Linked DNA regions of Mus musculus: region 1 is linked to region 2. Evidence: chromatin contacts called from ENCODE POLR2A ChIA-PET data. All regions are on one chromosome and are shown on one strand. Each heading gives the region's core, a stretch centred on a gene start or an enhancer-like site at or near the end of the contact. The rest is flanking DNA. Distances are from core to core; before and after follow the strand shown.

Region 1 (6,997 bases), core at 4,267-6,766, 150 kb after region 2:
GGAGAACCCAGGCCTGGTCTGGTCTTTTCCCTGGCCTGCTGTTGAGACCTGCAGGCCTGGCGGGTCACAGTGAGTCTCTTCTTTGAAGAATGAAACAGCCAAAGGTCTAAGGGCCGGCAGCATGGCGGCATGCACATCCCAACTGATCGCCCAAACGGCAGTGGAATCAAATCTGTTTAGCAGGTTCATCCCTCAAACCTTTGCCCTTAGGTGGGGTCAGCTTTTATCCTGATCACAGAATCCCCCCACCCCACAGACTATTGCTTCACACCTCTGAGCCTCCGTATCTTCATGCGGAAACCTCTAGTGGCCAGAGGGACAGTAAGAATGTGGGAGTTTAGAAAGTTGCCTGGAGCTAGAGTCAGAGGGAATGATCATCACCCAGCGATGAACCTGGGCACATGAGGCCCCAGGTTCACAGGAGAACACCATTTCAGACAAGAGTCCCTGATGATTACCAAGCAATCGGAGCCCTGATGCACCACAGCTGTGGTTTGACTGTGCAACGACACAAGTACTACAAACCACACCCCTGTGAATTGATCCATGGCAGACACACAAATGCCCCTGTCCCCAGCATGAACTTGCCTCCCCTTAAACACTCTTAAATACTCCCCCAGACCTAAACCCAACCATTTTGCCAGAGTTTCTACTCTACTTTATCCAGAAGACATAGACCGGAAGGAAACAGAACCTTCTAGAAGCAGCCACAACCCTGGTTAATAACTTAGCAGCCTGTTCCAAGGTGGTCTCTCCACTTTCTCCCCAACAGGTCGTGACCAAAGCCATGTTGGGTCACTACACTGCTTTAAAACCAAGCCCTCAAGTCCCACATGATATTAAGAGACCTTTTGGGAGGGCACCTAGTGACTCCCCAGCTCCTCCTGCACAAATAAGACTCTCAGCCAACAGTGCAATGAGACGAGGAAACAGAGCTTCAGTTCTATCAAATCTCATAACCGGCTCACCACATGAAACACAGACTAAGGACTCCACACGCCTGAGCTCTCCTCCCTGGTATATTGGTCAGTGGCCTGTCCCAGCTGATGGAATCCACACCTGTGACTCCCAGGCAGCCAGGGTCCCTCCCAGAGTCACTAGGGCCCTTTCATTGTCCCTTAGCCCCCTGTTCAACCCTCTCTCCTCCGGGTCTCCCAGCACCCAGGCCTTGTTACCCAGCAGGTTTACTGCCAAGCCTGTGATGGCTGAGCGGGCACTTCCTCTCCTTTCTGCCCATCCTCCTGCACCTCCCCACCAGCCCTGAAGCAGGCTGCTGGTTCTCACACTAAGTTGCATAGCCTATGAACAAACTCCCAAATTATAAGCCGGAGTCCAGGGACCAGAGCCAAGATCAAACGGGGGCTGTGCTTTTTCAAAGAGTCACCCAGGGGCAGCACACATGAGTCCATTGTTATTATCTAGAGGAGACAGAAAAGCTAGACCGAGGGAACCCCAGTCATATTACAGGGTGACTCAGGGACCATCCAGCAATTTCCAACGGTCCCACCCGGGAACTAATTGGCACATGGAGCAGGGAGTGACCTTTGATCCTTCCAGACAGCCACGCATGCTGCAGGCTTACTAAAGAACATCATTGGACAAACCAGACAACTTGGATAAGCCCAAGGCCGGGTTTTAACAGCATGATTTGGGAGAAGCATAAAAAACCCTACATTTGAACTTGAAACAGCCCAGGCTTGCTCCCCACAAACCTGCTGAAGAAGGCAATGAGGGGGCCTCCTCCTCCACGGACCTGGGTAGGGAGCACGCCCCCACCATGCAACCAATCACAGCAGCAAATGCCAAGATGGTTGCCCAGGCCCTGCCCAAATGTGTCTAAGCATGCCCAGGCGGCTATTGGCGGGTCCCGGAGGTTCTCTGGGAGTCCCGAGGGAGCAGCTCCTGCCCACAGGCCACTCACCTGACACAGACACCTCCATGAGCGCCTCCAGTGGCCGGTTGTTGTCCAGATCCCGGCTGAGCTGCAACTCTCCTGTGGCGGGATCCAGCAGCAGCAGGCTCAGCTCGTTGCCTTGCAGAAAGGTGTAATTGAGGCTGTCAGATAGGTCAGGGTCGTGGGCTGGGATGCGGCCGATCACACCACTGGGGAAGCTGTTGGATTTATTGGTGACATAGTTGTTGAAAAGGATCTGGAAGTCAGGCAACTCCGGTGGGTTGTCATTCTGGTCCAGGAGACGGATGTGCACGGTGGCCCGGCTTACCAGAGGAGCAGACGTGGCCTGCACCACCAACATATAGTCCCTCCGGACCTCAAAATCCAACTCGACCAGGGCACGGAGGTCACCACTCAGTAGGTCCAGCTGGAAGACCTCGGGCACATTGCCCTCCACGATCTGATACATGATCTGAGCATTCGGACCTTCGTCCGGGTCGTTGGCCCTTATTCTTGCTACCACTGAACCCACAGGGCTGTTCTCTTCCACAAACAGCTCCAGCTCGTCCTTCTCAAACACTGGGGGGTTGTCGTTAATGTCCAACACACTCACCTGAATTCCCACTGACGCACTGAGGGGATTCGGGCTGCCCCGATCCACAGCGAGAGCCCAAAGGTTGTACACGGCCACATTCTCTCTGTCCAGCCGGCGCTGGGTACGGATCACACCAGACGTGGGCTCAATGTAGAAATCTCCATCTCCATCATCCCCACCCTGGAAAGTGTACAGGAGGCGGCCATTAGGGCCTGAGTCACGGTCTGTAGCAGAGACCTGGAGGACACTGGTAGATGGGGGGGCATCCTCGAAAACAGAACCCTGGTAGAAATCTCGCAGGAACCTGGGCGCGTTGTCATTGGCGTCGAGGATAAGGATCTCCAGAGAGGTAGTGTCTGACTTCTGAGGAATGCCATTGTCCTGAGCCGTGATGGCCAGCGTGTAGGCAGCCTGGTCCTCATAGTCCAGTTCCGTCATGGTATAGATGGTGCCAGTGTCCGGGTCAATGCGGAACTGTGGTACGGGATCCTCTAGCACATAGGTGATGCGGGCGTTCTCACCCGTATCCTCATCCGTGGCACTGATGGTAGCGATGGAGGTGCCCACGGGCCGGTCTTCACTCACACTGACCGTGTAGTGGGAACTCTGGAAGACCGGCCTGTGGGTGTTGGCATCTGTAACGTTGATAAAGACCTGCGCGGTGTGTGAACGCGTGCCATCGGACGCGGTCACAGCCAGCACATACTGCCGTTCCTGCTTGTAGTCCAGGGGCAGTGCCAAGGTGATAAGGCCACCGCCGCTCTGGCTGCTGAGTGCGAAGCGGTTGCGGGTGTTCCCACCCGTCAGCTGGTAGGTGATCACACTATTGGCATCACGGTCTCGGGCCCTGAGGGTCAGCACGCTGCTCCCGACAGCCGCATCCTCATTCAGACGCAGCTCATACACAGGCTGCGTGAACATGGGGTCGTTATCATTTACATCCAGCACTGTGATGGACACGCTGGCAGAGGAGCTCATGGCTGGTGAGCCATGGTCCACTGCTTCTACTCCAAAGCTATAGTGTTCCACCTCCTCACGGTCCAGCTCCGCGCACACAGTAATCCAACCGGAGCTGTTGTGGATTTGGAAGGGGAAGTCTGGGGCAGAGGCAGGGTTCTCAGAGTCGACACTGCTGCCCCCCACGATAGTGGAGGCTGTGTCCACTAGACGGTACTGCAGCCTGGCGTTCTCCCCTGCATCTGCGTCCACCGCTTGGATGTGCAGGACTGAGTGGCCGAGGGGCACATTCTCTAGCACGGCAGCCTGAAAGGGGCTGCTCACAAAGATGGGCGCATTGTCGTTCACATCTAACACCTGCACCGAGACCAGTCCTGAGGAATTAATGAGAGGAGGCCGGCCCCCATCCTGGGCTTTGATGCGCAGGGTGTACTCCCGGATGGCCTCGAAGTCCAGCGGGTTGATAACATCCAGGCTCCCACTAAGCGAATGCAGGTAGAACTGACCCTTCAGGTTGCCACTAACGATGCTGTAGTGTATGGCTGCATTCTGCCCCTGGTCCCGGTCAGTGGCCTGGACTCGAAGCACAGCCGTGTTGACGGCTACGTCTTCTGGGACTTGAACCACATAGCGCTTCTCACTGAACTGGGGGTAGTTGTCATTCTCGTCTTCTACCACTATGTGGACGGTGGCTGAGGCACTGAGTGGGCCTGGATTGCGACCCTGGTCATTGGCCTCCACCAGCAGCTGGTACTCAGCCGCCTCCTCACGGTCCACCACAGCCCGTGTGCGCACGACACCTGATCGTGCGTCTATCTCAAAGACACCACCTGCGCCCTCCAGCAGACGATAGCGCATGTTTGCGTTGGAAGGGGCATCCCCGTCGGTGGCACGGATGGTCAGAACCTCATAGCCCACCTCCAGGTTTTCTCGAATTCGCTCTCGATACTCAGACTGCTCAAAGACTGGGCTGTGGTCGTTAGTGTCACTGACAGTTACGGTGAGGTAGGTGGCAGCTGAGCGCCTCGGGGAGCCGTGGTCCACAGCACTAACTTTGAGTACATGAGTGTCCTTGGTCTCCCGGTCCAGGGAGCGGGCTGTGGTCACTGCACCCGTGGCGGCATCGATGAGGAAGTAGCCATTAGAGCGCTCATCGAACAGCGCCTCCATCTGGTAGCTAAGGCGTCCTGCATCGCCTTCGTCTGGGTCGTGCGCGCGCAGTTCGATGACCGCAGTGCCCGCAGGCTCATTCTCAGGCACTGACACCTGGTAGCTGGGCAGCGGGAACTGCGGGCTCGTGCTGCTGCCCGTGCCCCGCCTAGACCGTCGCACCACCCCCGCCCGAGGTTGGGACAGGTTAAGCAACGATGGCGACACCGAGGGCGACTCTGAGGGCGTCCCAGAGGTCGCCTCTATTACCAGCTCTACCCAAACGGCGCCTGCCGCGCGTCCCAGGGCGCACACCAGACGCAGCTCAGCTGAACCTCCTGGCCGCAGGCAAATGGGTCCGCGCCTGCAGCCGGTCCCGGCGACCGGCGGGCAGCTGCAGGCGGGGAAGTTGGTGATGGCCTCAAGCACCGAAGTCAGCGAGGCTGCGCCGCCGCCTGCGGCCGGGAAGCAGAGCGCATCTCCAAGTCCAGGAACTGAGCGGACGGCCGGAGAGCGCAGCTCTGCACCGCGGGCCGAGCGGCGCAACAGCCGGACCCCACAGCGGGCACCATAGGCGCGTGCCCTTAGTACCAAGCTCGGGGCCGTCGGGGCGCCGCGGGCGACCAGCCGGACCTGCAGCGGCAGCAGCCTCCCGGCCAAGCGGGCACAGCCCAGAGTCCCCGCGCCAAGCCCAAGCCTCCGACCGGCTGCTGGCCCCTCGCGGCTCACGTCCAGCAGCTCCCGAGGCGTGCGCGTGGTGTCCAACCTGTAGCTCCAGCCGGGTCCGAGAGCGAAGGCGCGGGCCCCGCCAGGCACCCGCAGCTCCCAAGCGGCTGCTCCCAACTCCAGGGCTGGCAGGGCGGCGGCGGCCAGCAACACCAGCGCGGGCAGCACGCGCGGCGATGACGGCGCCATGGCCCGGAGCCGCAGCCCGAGCCGGGCGCCGGAGCACAATCCATGCACCCGGCGCACCTCCGCATCCACCCGGCGCGGCCGGGGGGCGGCTCCCGCGCGCCCAGCGCCGGGCCCTCGGGGCGGCCCGCGCTCTGCCTCCCCGGGGGCCCTGGCGAGGACACCGGGGGCCGCGCGCCCGGCCTCCCGCTCAGCTTCCACTTCGAGAGCACTTTGCGAAAGTTTGCCAAGTTGGTTTCAAGATGGCTCCTCCGTGCGTCCCGGGAGGGCGCCGCGCATCAACCTGCAGCAGCGCCGGCTCCAGGCGGCTCCAGGTGGCCCCAGCACCGACTCTGCTGGGCGGGCGTGGGAAGCTGGGCGGGCCCGGGGCGGGGCGGGGGCTGCGATCACCACACCGCCCGCAGACCCTGGCGACGGATTGCTGGCTAGGCGGTGTGCTTTGCCAGCGCCCCCGCCACTCTCTCTCTCTCCCCGCCCCCGGCCCCGCCCCGCCCCCTCCCAGTGGCTCATTGTTCAGCCCTGGGAGGGGGAGGATGATGGGGAGGGAGCCAGCCAGGAGGTGCGCGCCCCGATGATCTCCATGGAGACGTGGGGGCGCGGCCCTAGCGGGGCCTGGCCTCCAGCCCCTTCCCTTTCGGTCTTGGCACCCAACATCCGCAGAGGACCGGGCCCTGGGAGCGTGGCGCTCAACTACTGCTCTAGAGTCCCGGGCCGCGGCTGCTAAAGAGTCCCTCGTACAGTTTCCTCTGGGCCGAGTGCTGTTCAATCCTCGCATTGCACCTGATAGTGCAGATCTATGAGTAAGCCACCCCTGGCGTCGAGAGAGTTAGATCTAGAGTTCCAAGATACAGAGGTGCTAGAAAACTTCGGTAGAGTCGTGGCGGTGGCAGGGGACTGGGAGACTGTTAGACTCCAGCCTCGCGGGAGCTCAAATGCTTAACTCCAAGGAGTTCCTTGGATTTTGAAATCTCATGGGCAGTTAACCGGATTCGGGTTCCACTTTGTTTAAAGTGCAACATTTAAATTGGAAAGAAAAATAATGTAGTTTGGAGGTGACAGTGGGAGGGGCCTTGTTCCCCAGAACATGCTGTGGGGCCTGAACATTGGTGGAGGAGACCGTCTGTCACCAAACCCCTAGTTACTGCCCATCAGGGGACAAGCAAACACTGAGGGGGCAGGATCCGTGAGAACCTGGGGAAAACCAGAAGGGGGCTGGAGAATCACTCTCGCCCTGCGTGAAAGGGTGGGGCGTGGCTTCAGAGCCGCAAGACCGAGCCTAGATTCCAAAGGAGCACACCTTAAAGGCGGTGCTTCCGAACTAGGGAGGGGAGAGGCGGACCTTTGCAACATTTTCCCCACCTCCTTGAAAGGGGCCCAAGCCCACTGCAGCCTCAGTCACGCATGGACACACTGGGCAGGCCTCTTGCCTTTGAAAGATTTCTCCTGGGATCAGTTGGAGGAGTGGGACCCTGAAGGCTGCTTGATCACCA
Region 2 (6,076 bases), core at 630-3,129:
TTGGTGGGGAGAGGACATTAACCTATGAATAACTAACTAGGCTACCTTGGTGATGTCTGTACTTAGCCCTGGCTCAGCGCACGCCTTGTCCTCATGCGGCCGTACTCTGCTCTGTCTACCGGGGCATCTGGTTTTTGGCAGCATATGCTGCAGTCCCTCTGCTTTCCCCTCTGAAGATGCTCAAAGGTGGCTTTCCCCTACGTTCTTCTTCATAGCTCCTCGGCTGGCTGTTCAGAAGGGTCAGCTTTGGGACACACTGGAGACTTGAGCTGAGGGGCTGGCATGAAGTATACTGATGTAGGCTGATGACCAAAGCCCCACCCTCGGAGATGGCAGAGGCTTGCTTCCCTGTAATTTCTTACCATTGTGGGGGGGCAGTGTTCCTGAAGCCCACATACCATTTGGGTTGGTGCCGCACAGCACTTTCCTGTCCATGGTGTATCACACTGCAGACTTTGGGAGTTATAGGGAAGCAAAAAACACCTTGTGCAGGAAAAAGAAACGCCCCAGTTTTCTCTCTAGTGTAAGAAAATACTGGCCAACAGCAGCGCAGGGAGGAAAGGGTTTATTTATGTGGTTTGCACATCCGAATCACAGACCAACCTGAAGGAAAGTTAGAGACGGAATTTTGACAGGAACTGAAGCAGAGGCCATGGAGGAACACTGCTTACTGGCTTGCTCCGCATGGCTTGATTAGTTTGCCTTCTTTTACAACCCAAGATCACCTGCACTGGTGTGGCTCTCACATCAATCAACAAATCTCACAGACTTGTCTAAGGGCCAATCTAATGGAAGCATTTTCTCAATTGATGTCCCCCCACCCCTAGCTTGTGTCAAGTAGACAAAAATTCTAACATAGGTTTGTCTGGTTTCTGCTACTTTGTGGTTGGCCCTATCATAGGTTCTGGTAGGAAAAGTGAGATTTGCTATACTAAATGCCCATACCCAAGAAGGGAGGTCCTGGTCCTCAAGGCTAGAACACTCCACAGACATGACCCCCTGCCCTTTTGTCTCTCTCTCTCTCTCTCTCTCTCTCTCTCTCTCTCTCTCTCTCTCTCTCTCTTCTCTCTCTCTCTCTCTCTCTCTTTCTGTCCCAGGACTCGTATCTATTTTCTTCCAGCAGCCACTCAACATCTGTCATGTGCGAGGCCCCCCACAATCAATTCAGGAAGAGCCACAGCTCCAGCCTGAGGTCCCCAAAGCATCCACTCGTTAGAGCTGATCCCCGCAGAGTGCTCGTTCGTCCTCCAAGAATGGCCCACGAAACAAACACTCTTAAATCACAGGCACCAGGATGAACAGGTGCGACTCCAAACTCTCCCAGTCTTCCGTGGCCCATCCTTCCCAGCTACTGTCTGGGTCTGGTTAACTACGCTCCCATCCCCTACTCCAACCCGTTGACTGAGCTGCTAGCAAAGCCTTACTGAGCAACGGTCCACTATGCTTTGTCCTCCACTGGCTCTGCACCCGCCAGGCCCGCAAGCATCTAGAATCCAATGAGAACGTGTTGACAGCCCTGTCCCTCCAGCGGGTAAACAGGAGGAGCCAGCGGCCGACACAGCATCTCGACCTTGTGTGTGCCCAGGAACGCCTTTGAGACCTCAAGCCCGAGCGGAGGCTGTTCCTGGTGCAGCTGACCCAGGAGCGCCAGCTGAGCACAGAAGAAAACGTCGCAAGGGCAGCGAGTGGTGGCTAAGAAGCCGGACCCGACCAACTCATCGCTGGCCTATCTGGGACATGCTGCCACCTAGTGCTCCTCGGCCGATCCGCCGCGCGGAACCCAAAAGCCTGCAGAACACTGGGTGAGCGGAGCACGTTTCCCGCCGGGTGAAGAGTGAGGACGCCCCCCCCCCCCGTCCCCCCCGTCCCCCGGAGGCTGGGACTTCCGGCGTAGCTTGGACGCAGCCAGAAAGCTCGCGGTGTAGCCTGATGTCGGCGCTGCGGCACGTCGTGTGCGCCCTGTCTGGCGGTGTGGACAGCGCGGTGGCGGCGCTGCTGTTGCGGCGGAGAGGTGAGGCCAGGGTTCCTCACTGGGGACAGGAGCTTGGGCTCCTCCAGGTCTGAGGCCTGGCCTTTTGCAGACTCCGCGGGCCTCCAGGCGAGGACACCGCCAACTCTAATGACAAAATCACTCCAGTGTTCTCCTTCGTTGGATGACAAACTTCACTCCGAACAGCTACCAGTTCTTCCTGACTTGTAGATGTAGCCTCATGGGTCCTTAGGGTTCGGATCTGATTCCAACGACCGGTGTACATTCCTCCTGCTGTGTGGCCCCACCTTGTGTCAACCTCTCCGCATTCACCTTGGCGGCTTTTAATGGAGTCCCCCTCAGCCGTGGATCATCTTCCCCGGGGCACGCGGGGTGCAGAGGCGCGGGGCCAGGAGCCTGGGCTTGGGCAAGTTAACTAAGCACCCCCCAGTAAAAATGGGATGACCCGTAATATGGGATGACTGGAATGATTAAATGGCACAGTATGTATTGAAAGGGTTAGCTATACAATGTGAGATATATCGGAAAGCAGGAGCGATTCTTTTATAATCACAGCTGTTATGACAGAGTAAAAGAGCCACAGGATACAGGTGTGTACTATGGTGAGAAAGGAAGAGGGAAGCATTTCTCTACAAAGAACTGGCTGCAGTAACACAGGCAGGAGGCAGAGGAGAGAGTGCCGGCCAGAATAGGATATAGTGGGGTTAGTGAAGCTGACGGTATTAAGGAATTTGGGGTAATGTTGAGTAGGCAGTGTGAGTCTTTGAAGGTTTCCAATGAGAACTGTGTAACTAGATGCTTTGGGAAGTGGCAAAGGTTGGCATCATTCTTACAGATTTATCTTTTACTACTAAAGGGAGATCAACTGCTGCCTAGTTTTTATGTCACATTAAAACTATGTGACATGTTAGGGTCCTCTGGTAGGAGGGAACCTCAGCTGAGAAACTGTCATCACCCTGGCCTGTAGGCTAGTCAGTGGGGCCTTCTCTTAATAATTGGTGTAGGAAGCCTCGTTCCATTAGGAGTAATGCTATCTCTGGGCAGGTGGTCCTAGGTTTTATAAGAAAACAGGCTGAGCAGGCCAAAGAAACAAGCCCATAAGCAGTATTCTTTTATAACCTATGATTCAATTCTGCCTTCAGGTTCCTGACCTGAGTTCCTGCCCCAGCTTCCCCTGATGGTAGACTGTGACCTTTAGGGCCAAATAAATCCTTTCCTCTCCAAGATGCTGTTGATCGTGGTGTTTATCATAACAGTGGGAACCTAGCCAAAACAAAGGCTCTCTCCCCTCAGGCTGCTACATCTAACTTTTACCCTTCCTTGGATTTTTTTCATGAAAGAAATTGATGGACGGTATCAGAGGAAAGAAAACCATCCTCTCATTTCGGCATCGAGGGCTCTTAGAGGTGATGTCCCATACTGCAATCCGTAGAAAGTTGACCAGTCCTTGAGTGCCTGGCTCCATGCATGTGGGTCTTGTCCCTCTGTGAGACAATTGACCAGGCAGATGTAGCATGGGAATGGTGGGGTTCTAAAACTCTGCGTAGAGTTTGTTCATGTTACAAGCTTGTGGGGTTTTGGCTCTCCTTATGCCCTGGGCATTGTATTAGCTCTTGGGACACAGGATTGTATTATGCCATCTCTGCATTAGTAAGTTACGTGTAAGACCACCTCAAGAGCTGAGCCCAGCATGGTTAATCTCTACAGTAGAGCACAGTCAGGTGCCTCCAGACACAAAAGAGGGCCTCATCTCATACCAGGCTGTGTGGGACTTTAATGAGTGTGGTTTTTTTTTTTAAGAATTACTTGTTTATTTTATATGAGTACACTGTAGCTGTCTTCAAACACACCAGAAGAGGGCATCGAATCCCATTACAGATGGTTGTGAGCCACCATGTGGTTGCTAGGAATTGAATTCAGGACCTCTGGAAGAGCAGTCAGTGCTCTTAACTGCTGAGCCATCTCTCCAGCCCCCTGAGTGTGGTATTTTATTTGTTAAAGGTTTGTCAGCAAAATCCCTGGAATTTTTTGGAGGAGGGGGCAATAATCAAACACTTGAAGCTTTTAATACAGTTCCCTGTCTTTCCTTACATTCAGCTTATTCGGAGGGAGAAACAGGGTTTTGATGCAAGGTGAACCACAGTGAGTTTTCTGAGACACTGGAGGGCCAGTGCTGACCTATGTGATATTTGGTTGGGTATTTGTCACAGTGGAGAAGAGAGATCATAAAACATGTGGATGATAGAGCCCTACGGAATAGCCAACGCCTTAATTTAAATGTTTGGTGTTGAGAATTGAACCCAGGGCTTCACCCATGCTAAGTATGGGCTTTCCCCTGGAGGTACCCCCTCTGGGTGATAAAATTCCAATTTTTTTTTAATTCCAATAATTTAATTGGCTTTAATTTGATAACTTAGAATGTAAAAGTCTTAATAATTGGATAGCTTTTAAAATGAGTTCCCTTTAAAAATAACTGGACAGTGATTATCTTAAAAATATTTTAAATTCTGTATGTATGGATGTTTTATCCACATGTATGTCTGTGCACCATGTGAATACCCGGTTTTAAGAAGGTATCAGATCTCCTGGAACTGGAGTTACAGGTGGCTGTGACCTGCCATGTGGGTACTGGAAATTGAACCTGGGTCTGCTGGAGAATCAGCGAGTGCTCTTAAACACAGAGCTATCTCTCCAGCCCTGATCTTTTTAAAAACAAAAACAAAACAAAACAAAATAGAATCTTGATATGTAGCTTGGGATTAGCTTCAAACTCAGTATCTTCCTGCCCTAGCCTCCCAAATACTGGAATCATAGGTATGTACTACCACATCTGGCTGGCTGGTAGCTTGTATTTGCATTGGGATCTGAGTTTCTGTTCACCATTCAATCATTCAGCATATATCTGATAGACCCATGCAGTGTGTTACAGATTGTATTGACACATATGTAGAGAAATACATATGGGAGAAAACTTTGTTTTCACTTTGAGGACACAAACAACTTCAGTACACAATGTACTAGAAGGTGGGGGCCTTACCAGTACCAGTGCAATGAGGGCTAAAGGGAAGAAGTGGCCTCAGGTATTACACTAAAATGTAAGCCAGGCCCTAGGCTACATGACAGCCTTGGATTGCCATTCAAAATATACAGAGACATTGGGGGTTGGGACGGTGTGATGGGTCAGAACTGCCTAGAACACAGAAGTCCCTGCTTTTTACCCTAACTTCTCTCTTCAGGTTACCAGGTGACAGGGGTATTTATGAAGAACTGGGACTCGCTGGATGAGCAGGGCGTTTGTGCTGCTGACAAGGACTGTGAAGATGCGTATAAAGTTTGTCAGATCTTAGACATCCCTTTCCACCAGGTGTCCTATGTGAAGGAGTATTGGAATGATGTGTTCAGGTGAGTGCAGGCCATTGCACAGGCAGCGTGTATTGTGCTGTGAAGCTTTCCCAAGGGAGGGTGGTTGGGAACAGTCAGTGCTTCTCCACAGAGGTGGCCAAGACTGTGCTGAAGTTGGGGCGCCGGGGACCTGGCCCGCAGCAGCCTCACACTCTTTCTTGGGATAGTTCCCACCTGCCAGAGGTTTCACTACTGCTTTTCTGAACCATGGCTTGAGGAGTGAAGGCCGAGACCTCCCCAGAGGGTGCTGGGAGATGAGTGTCAGTCAGTCCCCATGCACCATGTGTAAGAGAGTTTGGGATGTTCATCTGTTGGGATGTTCAGTTTGACAAAAGCCAGGGTAATGTGAGGAGAGGGAGTATCAATGAGTCTGTGGGCTGTTCTATTGATTAACAATAGACGTGGGAGGACACAGCCCACCAAAGGGCAGGGGGTCTCGGGCTGTATAAGAAAGCAGGCTGAGCAAGCCAGTAAGCAGCACCCCTCCATGGCCTCTGCATCAGCATCTGCCTCTGGTTCCTGCCCTGCTTGATATCCTGTCCTGACTCCCCATAAAGATAGGCTGTGATCAGGACACATAAGCCAGATAAACCCTTTCCTCCCTAGTTGCTCCTGGCCATGGTCCTTATTACAGCAGTAGAAAACAAGGTAAGAGTTTTGTGAGGCACTGCCCTTGCCGTTTGA

The links. ChIA-PET counts read pairs that join two places held with the same protein, here RNA polymerase II (POLR2A).
Region 1: POLR2A ChIA-PET joins it to region 2 with 12 read pairs in Patski. The contact joins the promoter of Celsr1 here to the promoter of Trmu in region 2. POLR2A ChIA-PET finds 5 or more read pairs at or near these places in 2 of 5 experiments (Patski and embryonic stem cell).

Annotation. Positions count from the first base shown.
Region 1 is chr15:86,028,261-86,035,257 of GRCm38, forward strand. It overlaps Celsr1 (cadherin, EGF LAG seven-pass G-type receptor 1), which reads right to left and starts at 5,517. Exons shown (of 35, transcript NM_009886.2): 1 at 1,922-5,517. The coding sequence starts at 5,510. It overlaps Gm34764 (a long non-coding RNA gene), which reads left to right and starts at 5,993. Exons shown (of 3, transcript XR_384307.4): 1 at 5,993-6,307.
Region 2 is chr15:85,877,448-85,883,523 of GRCm38, forward strand. Trmu (tRNA 5-methylaminomethyl-2-thiouridylate methyltransferase) reads left to right here and starts at 1,880. Exons shown (of 11, transcript NM_028063.2): 1 at 1,880-2,011; 2 at 5,227-5,392. The coding sequence starts at 1,930.